2 separate regions of the Homo sapiens genome follow, and region 1 is linked to region 2. A link is an interaction called in ENCODE POLR2A ChIA-PET data of the cell type or tissue named here. Cell type or tissue: PC-9. All regions are shown on one strand.

Region 1 (4,000 bases), 190 kb after region 2:
AGAATGAAAAAGTAAAACTCAGCCTGTCCCCTGTATAGATGATGGCAAATTCCCACGATGGAATCAAATAAATGATTGACACCTTTCAACTGTGAGATAGTTATCAAGCACCTATTAAATACAACACATTGTCAGAGACCTTGGCGGGGAAGGTCTGTGCCCTTGGCGGGCACTGCTTGCCCTCCAAAAACCTCTGTTGAATTTAGGGATAAGATACAAAAGCACAAAGAGACAAGTAATCCAGGGACAGTCACCACAGCCTAGCAGCTACTGTGTAAGGCCCAACCACAGTGTTGGATGCTTTACAAATGCTTTGCCTAAGCTTCACCTCAGCCCAACAAGCAGATGTTATTATCCCTGCTTTACAAATGAGAAAACAAGGTGGGACACAATGGCCCATGCCTGTAATCCCAACGCTTTGGGAGGCAGAGGCAGGCAGATTACTTAAACCCAGGAGTTTGAGACCAGCTTGGGCAATATAGTGAGACCTCATCTCTACAAAGAAAAAAATAAAAATAAATAAAATTTTCTCAAAGAGAAAACAAGAGGCTCATGAAATTAAGGAACTGGTCCAAGGGGACACAATTTGTCCTGAACCATGATTCAAAGCCATGTGTGTGGAACATGAAAGCTCATTCCCTTTCACTATTCCACACCAATAAGTGACTCAAGCCAACAATATCAAGCACATCCCAAGGAGGTCCATGTGACTGTCAACTGGGCATCATAACCAGGAGGGCCAGGAGGAGGAGATTGATCAGGGTCCCCAACCCAGACAGGAGTGGCCCGGGGAGACTAGACTCTTGACAGTAACTCCCCCAACCTGGCCCCAGAACGTCCCCTTATTTGCTGTCTTTATTCACATAAGATTGGGTTAGCTTCCTCCTGCTTACAGATTGAAAACTGAGACACACAGAGATGAGTTACCAGGAACCCCGGCCTAGCTGGTGACACAGTTCAGACTGTGTATCCCAGGCTCTGTGTCTGCTCCAGGACATTCTCACTCCTCCAGTGCCCCCATTCCTTTTTTTTTTTTTGAGACGGAGTCTTGCTCTGTCACCCAGGCTGGAGTGCAGTGGCACAATCTCGGCTCACTGCAAGCTCCGCCTCCCGGGTTCACGCCATTCTCCTGCCTCAGCCTCCCAAGTGGCTGGGACTACAGGCGCCCGGCACCACACCCAGCTAATTTTTTGCATTTTTAGTAGAGACGGGGTTTCACCATGTTAGCCAGGATGGTCTCGATCTCCTGACCTCATGATCCGCCCGCCTCGGCCTCCCAAAGTGCTGGGATTATAGGCGTGAGCCACCGCGCCTGGTCCTCCAGTGCCCCCATTCTAATCCTCCTCCTGAGGGCTCACTACAGGGAGAGACTCCCCAGCCTTCCCATGTTTCTTCTAGTTGGCTATGTCAGTGGTCCTAAGTGCAGGCCTCAGGCAGCATCACATCTGCCAGGAACCTGTCAGGGAGGCGAATTTAGGGCCTCCTTGCAGAACCACTGATTCCAGTAGGCCCAGCAATCTGTGCTTAAAACAAGCCCTCCAAGGAATTCCTCACACCAAGGTTTGAGAGCTAGTGAAAAGCATTCTACTCCCCCGAGCTGTGCCCACGTTAATCATAAAATCAAGGCCATTGCGTTAACAAGTTCTCTGCCTCACGCTGCCACCTCATCATGAACAAAAAGAAAAGAAAAAGACAAACAAGAAAGCTCCTGCTGTTCTCTCCTGCGTGCAGCCTGACTCCCACCCGTGCCCACATTCCCCAAGCCCCAATTCCTGCACTGCTGCTTCCCTCCGCGCCTTACCTCTTCCAGTTTAGTCTGTCGACAGGGGAAAGAAAAAGTTAGGCCAAGGGGCAATTTCTTATGCTTTAAATCTTTGGTCTTCATGAAATCTGCCAGACAGTCAGCTACATATTCAAACAGCTGCAGAGAAGAGAAAGCAAAGTACATGGGCTAAGGTGTGGTTTCCCCACACACGGATGCCACCGCCTTCCCTGCGGTCACAGGAGCCACCTGCCAGGTACCTCTGTGCCGTTCCCGCGGATGATTTCATTGGGCGTTGGGTAGAACTGACTCTCCATCTGCACGTGTCGCTTCCCCTCTTCAGCGACTTGCACCTTCAGCACTCGGAACTTGGACCCTCCGAGATCCAGGGAAAGGAACTCCCCATTTTCTATTAAGAAACAAATTCAGTTTCCATTTATTGAGGGTCTACTACAGATATGGCAAGCTCTGCATTAGAGGTTGGACATATAATCAACGTCTTCAAATCACAGCCACTAGGTATCATTATGCTCATTTGCCAAGGCTGAGGACTCTGGCCATTTCTCAGAGCCCTCGAGGTAAGGCGCAGAGCTGAGATGTGAACTAAGTCAGCCTGACTCTGCAGCCTGAGCCCAACCCACTGGCTCATGCTGTAGGAATGTGCATGTCAACTGGAGAGGGCAAATGTGAGCACAGCCCTTGCGGTGGTATGAGAGGTGGCCTCGACGGTGGAGCCCATCCTGGGATGCCATCACTGGGAAGAGAGAGCTGGTGCTCCCAGCCTGGGGAAACTCGGATAAAGGTATGAGGGGGAAGACAGGATGTGCGGCGAGGAGCAGCCAGCCTCCTGCAGCCGATGATCCTATGGGCAGAGGGAAAACACTCCTGGAGGGGAGAGGAGACAGGGACTAAACAATGGCCCTTGAGGTGCCAAGGATGCTGATTTTTTTAGGCCAGAGCCACTCCAAAAGGAGACATTGGAACACAACCCAGCCCAGCCCAAGACAGATGCCATTAATTGAAAGGTGGGGGCTGGGCACAGTGGCTCATGCCTGTAATCCCAGCATTTTGGGAGGCCGAGACGGGCAGATCACCTGAGGTCAGCAGTTCAAGAACAGCCTGGCCAACTTGGTGATGTTGCTGCTGTTGCTGGTCTGTAGACCATAGTTAGAGTAGCAAAGGTGCAGCCAGCTCGATTTTTTGTTTTTGTGTAGACATCCGGAAATTCTTACCTTCACAGATCAGCCACAAAGGAGCTGATGGAGTCATTTATTATTTGGTGAGGGAATTCAGGGAGTTAATCCTATGCAACTTTTATTAGTATATATTATGCACCAAGTAAGAGGGTTCTCCCAGATGCTGTCTTGCTGTGTAGGAGGTAGGGTAGATCCCACAATCTATGTCCACACATTTACTGAGCATCTACTCTGTGCTGAGTAACATGTGTTAGGTGCTAGGGATGCGCAGATGAAAGACGGTGTGCTCCCTGGGAAATTGATCCGAAATACAGGCGCATAAATCAGCTATTTCCATATAGTAGGACCAGTGCTCAGATTGTGAGAGGCACAGGGAGAGATATCCAGGTCAAAGCTGGGAGACAAAGGCAGCTGGCTTTGCAGGGAGGGGACACAGAGCTGAGTGTTGAAGGGTGAGCAGGAGTCAGGCTGCCAGGCTGCCGGGAGCGGGGGTCCCAGGGAGAGGAACCACGGGCAAAGGAATGAGAAAGCATCCGCTAAGAGTGAGTGTGCTTTTGCCAAAGGAGGGCAGCTGTCACAGAAATGAGGTTGGAAGGTGGCTCTCAGGTTAAATTTGGAAGGATTTGGAAAAGCTATCCACCCCAAGGAGCTTGGGCTTTATCTGGAAGGTGAGAGGGAGCTGCAGAAAGATTTTAAGCTAGGGAGTGCCAAGATCTGAGATTCTGGGGACAAATGCCTCTGACACCAACCAGAATAGACTGAGGGTTTAACAAAAGAAGAGGCTGCTGCACTGCCATCGGACGGGAGGGGATGTGCTGAGACCTGGCCAGTGTCGGTGTGGAGGCATCCCACTCCCGGCCCGCATCGCAATCACTATCAAACACCTCACTCCACCAGTGGCTCGAGGTGCCATTTCATGGATGCCACATGGTGTGATCCCTTCTGTCTCTGACCCCAGAAAAAAGGAACCAGTGGACCCTGGGAGAGGGAGGACTTGCCCAGGCAACAGCAGTCTGTGGGGCCTCAGAGTCTTCACAGACAT
Region 2 (4,000 bases):
TTAGAGACCCGCCTGATTATCGAGTTGCCCAGCTAAAAGGACGTGGAAGAGGGTCTCAGAGAGAGAGCACAGTGATGCCTAAACATGGCTGCAAACTGGAACAACCTGGGGAGCTTTAAAAAGTACTGATGCATGGCCGGGCATGGTGGCTCATGCCTGTAATCCCAGCACTTTGAGAGGCCAAGGCAGGCGGATCACCTAAGGTCAGGAGTTCGAGATCCCCCTGACCAACATGGAGAAACCCCATCTCTACTAAAAATACAAAATTAGCCGGGGTGGTGGTGTGCACCTGGAATCCCAGCTACTCGGGAGGCTGAGGCAGGAGAATCACTTGAACCCGGGAGGCAGAGGTTGCAGTGAGCCGAGATCACACCATTGCACTCCAGCCTGGGCAACAAGAGCAAAACTCTGACTCAAAAAAAAAAAAAAAAAAAAAGTACCGATACCTGGTTCCCACCCCCAGACATCCTGACTTAATTGGTCTGATGTGTGGCGTGGGCAGCTGGAGTTTTGGAAGCTCTAGGAAATTCCAATGTGCAGCAAAGTTCAGGAGCCGCTGGCCTGCATGAGGGCCTGAGGCAGGAGACTGGGGCTTTCTGTAAATCGAATGGAAAGTTGGAGGAGAAGGACAAACTGTGGGCCTGGAGAGATGGGGATGCGACAAGATTTAGGATATAGAATGGATGGGAGTAGGTGGTAGAGTGGAGAGAGGGAAGGAGGAAGAAGCTGATGGTGATGCCCAGGTTTCAGGCTTGGGTAACTGGATGGAGGTGGTACATTTTCTGCAATTCAGAACACAGCAGAACATGGTATGCACAGAAGACCTGCTGGTTAGAGATGATATATCATCTTGGCTCAATACATAGTAGCCTCAACCGCCACCGCCGCCACCACCACCACCACGATCATTATCATCATCATCATCATCATCATCATCATCAATCTGGTGGAGGCTTCTTAAAAGCCTTTGTGGTCACCAGGATTAAAGCAGTGAGGCTGCCCTCTAGTGTCGTTTGTTTTTCTTTCTTTTTTTTTTTTTTTTTTGAGACAGAGTTTCACCCCGTGGCCCAGGCTGGAGTGTAGTGGCACGATCTCGGCTCACTGCAAGCTCTGCCTCCCAGGTTCACGCCATTCTCCTGTCTCAGCCTCCCAGGTAGCTGGGACTACAGGCGCCCGCCACCACGCCCGGCTAATTTTTTGTATTTTTAGTAGAGACAGGGTTTCACCGTGTTAGCCAGGATGGTCTTGATCTCCTGACCTTGTGATCCGCCCGTCTCAGCCTCCCAAAGTGCTGGGATTACAGGCCTGAGCCACCGCGCCTGGCCTCTAGTGTCATAATCTGTGTATTACAGGCACTCCTGCACTTAGGCTACAGTCTGCATATCTCTGCAGGGGATGAGGCTGGGCCCACGTAGGAGCCAGAGTGGGAGTGGAGGGTCAGGGATGAGTAAGGCATGGTCTCCCCTGTAATGCTCAGGCCAGGATCTCCCAGGCAAGCCCCATTCTTGGCCCTACTGTGAGTAAGGGTCTCCTTTGGATGAGTCGCTGTCTCTGCAAAATGCTCACACGGAGGAAGCCCGGAGCAGGGAATGGGTGCTGGGCAGTCATCCTGGAGGCCTAAGATCCAGTTGCGGCTCCCCTAGTACTTGGCTGTCTGACCTGGAGGGAGTGCCTTTCCTGGACTTCAGTGTCCTCATCAGGGCTGGGCATCTCTGGAGGATGACGTTGTGTCTTTGCAGCTGACCACAATAGCGGGCAGGACCTACATTTCCCAGCCCTCCAGAAGAGACAAGAGGAAGCTTCTCATGTTCTCCAGAAGGGCCTTCCCAGAGCCAGCAAGGGGCAGAGAGCAAGTGCCCTGGAAGGCTTCCAGGAGGAGGTGGATTAATGAATTAGTAAATAGTGTCTGTGGCAAGACATCCCACCTTTGAGACACTGAGGAGAAACTTGCAGACACAGCAAGGCCTGGCAGCAAGAGAAGAAAGGCTGTGGGCTCTAGAGTCAGAGAAACCAGGCTTTCACTGTTGGTTCCCCCGACTGTGTGACCTTGGACATGTTATTTATTCCATCTGTGAAATGAGGATATAAACAATTCACAACAGCAAATGCTTATTTAGCCCTTTGTGTCAGGTACTGTTGTAAGCACTTTGTCTGTATTAACTAATTTAATCTCATAACAATCCCATGAGGTAGTACAAATTTTACAGGTGAGGAAAAGGAAGCACAAAGAGGTTATGCAACTTGTTCAGTCACCAGGCACGTGGCTGGTGCTCAGTAAATAGTAGCGACGCTGTAACCACAGAGATAACAATCACTGATTGCACTGAAACAGGTGAGCTTATGGGCAGAGTCAAGGGAAAGGCTGGGTGGGCCAGTGTCAAGGGAGAGAATTTCAAGAGACAGAATGTGATATCCTCCAGCAAGCATCAAGCACAAGGCATGGCTTTTTATTTGTGACCAGATCGTGATACCCCATTGTCCCTGGGGCTTCCCAAATGGGACCACCTGGGCAAGGAGGGGCAAGGGCTGTTAGAACTGGTTTATTCCCACTGGGTCCTGAAGAAGGAAGAAGTTCCCTTTCTCAGCTTCCCATGTGGCCTGGGGTGGTCATGTGACCTAGTTCTGGCCAATTAGATGTGAGGGGCATCTGCTGGGGGGAATCCTGGGGAAGGCTTTCCTCCCTGACCAAAAGAGAGAAGCCTAGAAGGAGACTTATTTTCCTTCCTGCTCCTTTCCTGGGATGAGAGTGCAGTTAGATAAAAAGATTGTTGGAGCTGTTGCAGCCCTCTTGCAGCTATGAGGGGAAGGCCAAGAAAAATCAAAGTTCCCAAAGAGCTTTTGACATCACTGAGCTGTTTCTCACAGAATCACCTATTTCCAGATGCCTGGTTATGTGAGAAAGATATTTGTTTAAGTTACTGTTACTTACAGCAAAAAGTATGCATGGTATCATATCCAAGTTGTTCCAGTGTGTTCATTCATCGGCGCACCATTCATTCATTTAATTAGAAGTTATCATTGAGCCAATCACAGTGGAGGACAGGGAGGATATGGCTGTCATCAAGGCTGTCATCAAGGCTGTCATCAAGGCTGTCATCATCATTCCTGGCTTTGTGGATTTCCTAGTATGGTAGGGAAAACACACTTTGAATACATGTGATGGATCAGGATGTTAACAAGAAAAAAAGCACAGGAATGCTATTAGAATGTAGAACAAAAATAGTTAACCTGTGGAAGCATCAAAGAAGTTCTTGAAGGCTAGTGTTTATTTAGAGTTACATGCCATCATAAAGGGTCCCCAAGATGTAAAATGCAGTGCCTCAAACAAGAGAGAAGTTTGTTTTGTTTTGTTTCCTTTATTATTTTTTTTTTCTAGACGGAGTTTCGAAAAACAGGCAAGACAGGGTCTCCCTGTGTTGCCCAGGCTGGAGTGCAATCTCAGCTCACTGCAACCACCACCTCCCGGGTTCAAGTGATTCTCCTGCCTGAGTCTCCCAAGTAGCTGGGATTACAGGTGCCCACCACCACGCCTGGCTAATTTTTTGTATTGTTATTAGAGATGGGATTTCTCCATGTTGGTCAGGCTGGTCTTGAACCCCCGACCTCAGGTGATCCACCTGCCTCGGCCTCCCAAAATTCTGGGATTACAGGTATGAGCCACCATGCCCAACCTGTTTCCTTTTTCTTTTTCACATAAGAGCCCTGAGACCTCCCCAGGCTCTGCCATCCTCAATATGGCTTCCCTCTGTGGATTCAAGATGGAAGTCCCTGTTGTTGCCACTGCCCTCCAGTAGGAAGTGGGGAGTCAGCAGCTCCCTCTTTAAAGATGAGACTGTGAAGTTTTGTGTGTGTGTGTGTGTGTGTGTGTGTGTGTGTGTGTGTCACTTCTGCCCACATCTCATTGGCCAGATCTTAATCATGTGACCACATGTAGCTTGGAAGGGAGTCTTGGAAATGCAGACTTTAGCTGGTCAGCCAGGTGACAGCTAACAGGCAGGGA

The links. ChIA-PET counts read pairs that join two places held together with the same protein. Peaks named below come from ENCODE experiments on the same cell type or tissue, not always from the same donor. Only the 100,000 strongest peaks of a DNase experiment are listed, where the experiment ranks them.
Region 1: POLR2A ChIA-PET joins it to region 2 with 5 read pairs; 2 of 35 experiments call an interaction of 5 or more read pairs at or near these places.

What each region holds. Positions count from the first base shown.
Region 1 is chr10:69,230,935-69,234,934 of GRCh38, reverse strand. It overlaps HKDC1 (hexokinase domain containing 1), which reads right to left. Exons shown (of 18, transcript NM_025130.4): 3 at 2,023-2,171; 4 at 1,802-1,921. It overlaps LOC101928994 (a long non-coding RNA gene), which reads left to right and starts at 2,445. Exons shown (of 5, transcript NR_120648.1): 1 at 2,445-2,564. RefSeq lists enhancers at 1,563-2,288, 1,902-3,101. In PC-9, no CTCF peak of the experiment used is centred here; DNase peaks (open chromatin) are centred at 2,004 and 2,414; H3K4me3 peaks cover 3,389 bases; H3K27ac peaks cover 4,000 bases.
Region 2 is chr10:69,424,302-69,428,301 of GRCh38, reverse strand. No RefSeq gene overlaps it. Among named protein-coding and RNA genes, the nearest start is that of TACR2, 9.4 kb to the right of the region's middle. In PC-9, CTCF peaks have their summits at 998 (motif pointing left) and 1,284; DNase peaks (open chromatin) are centred at 971, 1,781 and 2,261; H3K27ac peaks cover 828 bases.